2 separate regions of the Mus musculus genome follow, and region 1 is linked to region 2. Evidence: chromatin contacts called from ENCODE Hi-C or POLR2A ChIA-PET data. All regions are on one chromosome and are shown on one strand. The core of a region is the stretch at or near the end of the contact, and the rest is flanking DNA. Distances in the headings are between cores, read along the strand shown.

Region 1 (3,644 bases), core at 1,000-3,499, 250 kb before region 2:
AATGGGGAGCCCCACAGAATGCTGGACTTCTGCAGAATAAGACTCTGCGTTTACATACTATTTGAGTACAGGGTATCATTTTTTGGTGAATCATGGACCCTTACAAATGAACATAGCAATAAAATGACTCCTAATGACATTCTGCTATGCCTTACTCAGCCATCATCAGAGACGCTTTCTTCAGCCACAGATACAGGGAGAGAGACAGAGACCTGCCACTAATATGCAGAGGGTGAGAGACCTTGTAACACACTGAGCACTAAATACGATGTCTCCATGAAATCCCTCCCCTCAGGGATCAGGAACCCTGTGGAAGGAGAAGCAGAAAGAGAAGCCAGAGGAGATGGAGGACACCAAGGAAATAAGACTCTCCACGTTAACAGAATCGTCCCACATAAGAACTCACAGAGGAGGGGTTGGGGATTTAGTTCAGTGGTAGAGCGCTTGCCTAGCAAGCCTAAGGCCCTGGGTTCGGTCCTCAGCTTCGGAAAAAAAAAAAAAATCCAACAAAAAAAAAAAAAAAGAACTCACAGAGGAGATGGAGGACACCAAGGAAATAAGACTCTCCACGTTAACAGAATCGTCCCACATAAGAACTCACAGACACAGAGGCGACATGCACCGGTGGAAAAAAGACTTTCGATTGGCTACAAACTGTGTCTGAGTGGTCATATCTTGAAGATTACCTCTAACGTCTTGTGACAGGGCAAGATAGTGCAAAAGTTCCTCCCCTGAGACCATTTCAGGCTTCACTAGATTTTGATCTCCTTAATGGAGAATCCCATGGAAAATTATCCAGTTCTAGGAACTCAGGATCAGGTCAGGATGTCTCAGCTGGCTTACCATAGCCTGTTTGTGCGGAAACCCCCTACAGCTGTTTATCTTTGCTTCAGTTAAACTGCTTGCCTCCGCAAGGTCTACCCTTCCTCCAGGTCCCCAAGCTGCCAAGCAAGACTCCTGAACACGATTTCCACCTTCAACGGTGTTTTAGACACTTGGATCACATCAAGGTTCCCAAATACCTGGATGTGGTCCCAGATGGCTGGAATAAGTATTATCCAAAGGCTAAAAAACTGAGTCTGGGTGATAATCATCAGCCACTCCTACAGAAGTGCCTCCAGAAAATACTATGTCCTTGCTCTAACTATTGAGACTCTCTAAATTGTTATAGTCCCAAAGTCAACTCTGTCCTTGGACCTTGGCCTGCTAATTTACAAATACTGCTAAGTCAATTTACTCAGAATACCCCATCCACTGACCCCTCCCAGTCCAGACCACAAATCCTAATTTGCACTGGTGTCTAAGAAAGGAGCTCTTTCTACACAGAGTTCCCGTTTCCCTCATTGCAACAGTTCCCTGAACTGAATTTGCCTTCTTGGCTTTTAACTTCTGCTCTACCCCGCTTTCTCTGCTAGAGTCAGCACTGTGGGCTGTGATCTGGTTTCTGGGTCAGTTTTAATTCAAAACATCCTCCCAACTGGAAGAGGCTACCGAGAGGTTTCCTCAAGAAGAGGGAAGCACCTTCTAGAACAGTTTTGAAAAACACTGTGATAATCGCTACTCTGTGGGGTGTTTTGTCTCCTCCTGTGACTGAAAAAAAATCGCTGGATGTTTTTTTACCAGTCATAGTTCTGTATTTTAAATTCACCACCAATTACTGCTCAGATATTTCATCTGGAAAAGGTTGTTGTTGTTTTGTTGTTTTGAAACAGGATTTCTCTGTATAGCCTTGGCTGTCCTGGAACTCACTCTGTAGACCAGGCTGACCTCAACTCAGAGGGATCTACCTGCCTCTGTCTCCTGAGTGCTGGAATTAAAAGTGTGTGCCACCACCTCCCAGCTAAGAAGAGACTTTATAAGAGGATTGTTACCAGAAAACATTTTACACAACTTCACTAAGCACATCATGTTCCAGGATGGACAGGATGAATATCCTGACTTATAAAAAACAAAACAAAACAAAACAAAACAAAAAACAAAAAACCTCCCATTCTTTCTTTCTAGTGGCTCATGCAGACAGCAGCTTAGAAAAAAAAATATTTTTTAGGGTTAATATCATTGCAAAGAACAACTTGTTTTACCATTGTGTGGAGTGTCCCAGAAGGAAAGTACAGTCCCTCTAAGTCTGTTGTTGCAAACTGGGGCCAATCTGGAGAGCTAGAAATAACAGACTTCATTGAGCCATCTCAAAATGAGGTCAGGAGTCCAGTCTGCCAGGAATGAGTGGGGTGCTCATGGTCCCATGAAGCACCCGCCTGAACTTGTGAATTTTGGCAGACATCACAAGAAAGGAATGCAACTAGTTTTTGTACCAGTGGAATGAGACGCCTGAAGCAGAAGGCTCCATTAGAAAACAAGCCCTCTCTTGTGGGCGTCTGTGTATAACTCACACAGTGCCCCCACCCCGCTCCACCCCCACCCCCAGCATTTATGCAAAGACTCCGTCAGGCTGCTTCTCCATCTTTAGGATCAAAGTTGGAGTTTTGTTTATCAAAACTGGCTTGCCTTGACTTTCGTCATACACTTTGTGCTGAAGCTGAAATAGCCAACAGCAAACAGTATCATGTTCCAGGGGAGGCTCCCATCCAGGCAATCAGAATGCCAGAATCAGGAGGAGTTCCCCTCACAAACACCCTCAGCTCCTGCTATAACCACCAAGCTTCAATCGAGCAGAACCCCACAACTGTATACCAAGCTCAGGTGGTAACCAAAGCTTTCCCAAGCCCAGTACGCTTGTTATTTCTGGAGTCCAGATAAACCCACTGAAAATCAAGTTTATAGACCACAAGATTATCAATCTTTCCTCCCCCCACCCCACGCACCCCCATGGTGAGGTGAGAGGGATCTTGTGGCTGCCAGGCAATTGCTGGACTGCTGACCTACAGCCCTAAACTTATTAGCCTCTGAGGGTCTCACACTCAATAGTGATGAACTTCGAAATTCTAGAAGCAGCTAGAGACGCCTTCCCTTTTCATGTTACATGCCTTTTTTTCCCAGAGGTTCTAAAAACAAAAAGGTATATAAATTATATATAAGCATCCTTTTTGGAACTGATTTTATTTGTGTGTGTATATGTCATCTGTACCTCCTCTATTATATTGATTTTATTTTCTGAGACTGTGACTCTCGCTGACTCTGCGGCTCAAGCCCTCTGAAGTCCTCCCGTCTCTGTTTCCCCAACACCAGGATCATGCCTCAGACATGGCTTTTCACATGTATTCAACATGGAAAGTCACGTTGGGAAGAAACAAAAATGTCCATCTTGGGGCACCAACATGGTGGTTAGATTTAAACAGACCAAGAGAAGATACGCAACTCAGCAGTCTTGGTCAAGCATTCTTGCCTATGATTGTCTCGGCTCCAGTCTCTCCAAGGTAGTCTGATAAGTGTGTGAACTTCCTTCCTGAGAGGCAAGTTCCTCCTCTGACTGACTCCAGGACTTCAGCCATTCATTAACTCTTTGAGGTTCAATGTTTTAGTAGCCTAGTACCTCAAGTGTCTTTCTTTAAAATATCTTCTCTTCTGATGGGAATATGGTTACAGGCTGATCCTGTGTAACAGAAGAGGACCTTGAATTCCTGATCCTCCTGGCCTGGAACTCACTGTATACACATACATAAATCTACCTGCCTCTACCTCCCGGG
Region 2 (3,436 bases), core at 115-2,614:
TGGCTAAAAATAAGGTCACACTATTGGCTGCTTTGATTTGTTAATTTAGGCAGTTTTCTCTAAAACAACACTCTGGTGCCTAAATTAATTTAGGCATAGCTTTGTATTTGATGGAGTTTAGTTACCGGTTCTATCGCTTAACCACTGGATACTCATTCAGATATAAAAATCTTTATGGAGTCTCTACTAGGAACAGGCTGCCTGGGAAACGCAGCAAGCAAATGAGCTCCAGTTGCCAGTTCTATCCTTTAGCCTCTAAAGAGATTTTTAAAAAATCTTTGAACTGCTACCACCATCAGACTGCCTGGGAAACACTGCAAGCAAGTACGACCGGGAGCTGACTACTGTGCGAATGGTTGCTCATGCGTCCCACCGCGGTCCCGAGCCTGGCAGCAAGAACCAATAGTCCGGGAACCGTAGCAGGGCTGGTCACGGGACTCACATTAAGAACCCATGCCCTTAGGCAGGAGTGGTGACTCACGTCTTTAGTCCCAGTACTGGGTGTGTGTGTGTATGGAGGGGGGGGGGCGAATGGGATCTCTGACTTCGAGGCCCTCCTGGTCCCTACATAGGGAGTTACAGGGCAGCCAGGACTCTATAGAGACCCTGTCTCAAAACAAAAACAAGCCGGGCGGTGGTGGCTCATGCCTTTAATCCCAGCACTTGGGAGGCAAAGGCAGGTGGATTTCTGAGTTCGAGGCCAGCTTGGTCTACAAAGTGAGTTCCAGGGCAGCTAGGGCTATGCAGAGAAACCCTGTCTCGAAAAACAAAACAAAACCAACAACAACCCCCCAACGCCCAAAAAGAAGTGGTGCTTTGCTGGCGCCTTGAGCAGCCGTGGGTGGGGTGGGGTGGGACGGGCGCGGCCTCAGCCCTTTAAACTGGCTGCGCGCGGGAGGGGGCGGATTGGGTGGGGCGATGGGGAGGGCCCTCTCCACTGCAACTTCTCCAGACTCCTACCCTCTTTACACCCCCTCTTCTTCTGGTGGGGGAGGGACCCAGCATGCTCGCCCCGCCCACCACCACGCCCCTTTCCCGCAGCTCCTCCAATCAACAGCCTCTTTCCCCCTCCCCACCTTCGCAGGAGTCATCCGGCCAGGGTGGGGCTCCCGACGGGTGTGTCAGGACAAGACGCGCGCTCCTACAGACTTTCGAACGCAGTTGGCCCTCCAGACAAAAAAGTATGAGAGCGGCGGCCAATGACGTGGCAGTAAGGACCCGCGCTCGAATTGGTTCCGCCCCCTCCGGACGGAACACAGCCTGGACCCGGCTATTGGCTCTCGCGACCTGTCACTCGTCGCGGTGGCCAGCCGCAGGGTCCTCGCGGTGACTGGTTCCGCCCAGGCGCGAAATGTAACGCGGGAAAAGCCGAAGCGGGGACCGCGGCGGCAGGTTGTTATTCTCGGGGACTCGGCGCCTCGCGTCCCGTTTTCCTGTCAGCAACGCTGCTGCAGCCTGATCGCCCGGAGCCGCCTGCCATGAGCCGGCGGCTGTGAGGCGCCGAGACGTAGCAGCGCGGGCGAGCAAGGCAAGCTCGGGCCGCCGAGAGCGCGAGGGCTGCAGACGAGCCAGCATGATCCGCGGCGCCCCGGCACCCATGGCGGAGCCGCCGCCGGTCGTCTTCTGCCACGACTCCCCGAAGCGCGTACTGGTATCGGTCATCAGGACCACGCCGGCAACGCCTCCGTGCAGCAGCGTGGGGGAGCCCGAGCCGCCGCCGCCGCTCGTCCCCACTAGCCCCGGCTTCAGCGACTTCATGGTGTACCCGTGGCGCTGGGGTGAGAACGCGCATAACGTGACGCTCAGCCCGGGGGCGGCGGGCGGCGTCGTTTCAGCCGGACTGCCCGTGGCGGCTGAACTCCCGACGCTGCGGGGTGCGCCTCAGTCCTCCGCCTCCGTGGCCGCCGTGTCGGGCGGGGAGGACGAGGAGGAGGCGAGCAGCCCAGACAGCGGCCACCTCAAGGTGAGTGGCTCGGGCGGCCCCGGGCGCGGGGCGGCCTGGGGCCCGTTAACGGCGCCGCTCGCCAGCGGGGCGGGGCCGGAGAGGAAAAGCGGGGTGGCGGGGGCGGTGGCTGACAGGACGCTGACGTCACTGCCGCGCGCCAAAACCGGACCTTTGGGGGCAAGGTGGTCATGTGACGGGTGCGGCGCGAAGGCCGGTCTGAGGGCAGCAGGTGCAGCGGGGTGATGAGGGGGAGGCTCGCTGTGTCCAGATGCCTTGCACTGCTGTGCTTGTAACCTCGCGGCCTCGGCCTGCTTAGATGTGGGAAGGAAGGATGTGAGCATTTGGCTCCAGCCCACATTGGGGCGGGGGCCAAGTATCGCACTGTATCCCTGGCCTGCCTGGGACTCTCAGAGTTCTACTTTCCGAGTGCTGGAATTCAAGGCTAGCGACACCATGCCCTACTATACCCTTTACATCCGGAGCAGCTGAGGGTTAGGGAGTTTGTTAAAGCGTCTTCATGAAAATCGTATGTATAGCTAGCTAGTGGGAGTGTTGGCACACGGTGACTGTGCTCGGAAGGAACCGGGAGTGTGTTTATGGGGCTAGACTTAATACTGGACATTCATCAGAGCTCAGGAAGGTATCGGTAAATCTGTGTGTCGAATACATGGTATTGCAAGATAAATATGCAGTTTTCTGTTGTTGGTTGACTGCCAGAATAACTTGATTTGCTACAGGTGTAGCAAAGCAAATTACCCAGCGGATTAAGGGATGCCTAGTTTATCAATTGAAGCAAGTTTGGTAACATTGTGTATGGGCGGTAGCCAAAAAGGTGAAACTGTTTTGTGTGAGGAAGTAGGTACTTAGCTAGTGGTATTATTATAGAGCAGTAAAGTTGAAACTTGCACCACAGTGCATATTTGAAAGAACAGTAGAGATGTTGGTAGTAGAAACTGCGTTGGTGTAAGGAACAGCTATTGTTGCTGGCTTCAGGTCGCCCCTCCTGACATGTCATCTTAGGTACTTTAGGTATCTATAACTTTTGTATTAATTCAATATTTTAGTCCTTAGAAAATGCATTGTACAGTTAAGTGACATACAAAAATACCGTGGAAGTTTCTTGTATTTGACTTTTTAAAGTTGTAGTTAATTTATATTGTGTCTGCACTTGTGTATGACTGACACTGAAGTCAGTTTTATGAACCACTTTGAGGGTGCTGGGAATCTAGCTCAAGTTCTTTGGAAGAGCAACAAGTGCTTTTAACCATTGAGCTATCTCTCTGTCCCCTTTTCCCCTCAATTTGATTTTTGGATTATCAAAAAAAAAAAAAAAACTGTCGTAAATCAGTGGTTCTCAACCTTCCTAGTGCTGCATCCCTGTAATACAGCTCCAGTTGTGATGACCCCAACCATAAAATTATTTTCGTTGCTACTTCATAGTTATAAATTTGCTACAGTTATGAATCATAACGTCAATATCTGTTTTCCCCA

Evidence for each region. Hi-C counts contacts between places; a loop is a spot of excess contacts on that map. ChIA-PET counts read pairs that join two places held with the same protein, here RNA polymerase II (POLR2A).
Region 1: a loop to region 2 is called in a map of Patski, with 2.3 times the contacts of the local background. The contact joins the enhancer-like site here to the promoter of Zfp367 in region 2. A Hi-C loop is called at or near these places in 1 of 37 maps with a recorded cell type or tissue (Patski). POLR2A ChIA-PET finds 5 or more read pairs at or near these places in 1 of 5 experiments (Patski).

Annotation. Positions count from the first base shown.
Region 1 is chr13:64,399,861-64,403,504 of GRCm38, reverse strand. No RefSeq gene overlaps it. Among named protein-coding and RNA genes, the nearest start is that of 1700015C15Rik, 31 kb to the left of the region's middle. Within about 2 kb of position 2,249, at least 1 of the 3 ENCODE cell types and tissues checked has a DNase peak (open chromatin) inside an H3K27ac peak, as active enhancers do.
Region 2 is chr13:64,151,127-64,154,562 of GRCm38, reverse strand. Zfp367 (zinc finger protein 367) reads left to right here and starts at 1,364. Exons shown (of 5, transcript NM_175494.5): 1 at 1,364-1,963. The coding sequence starts at 1,574.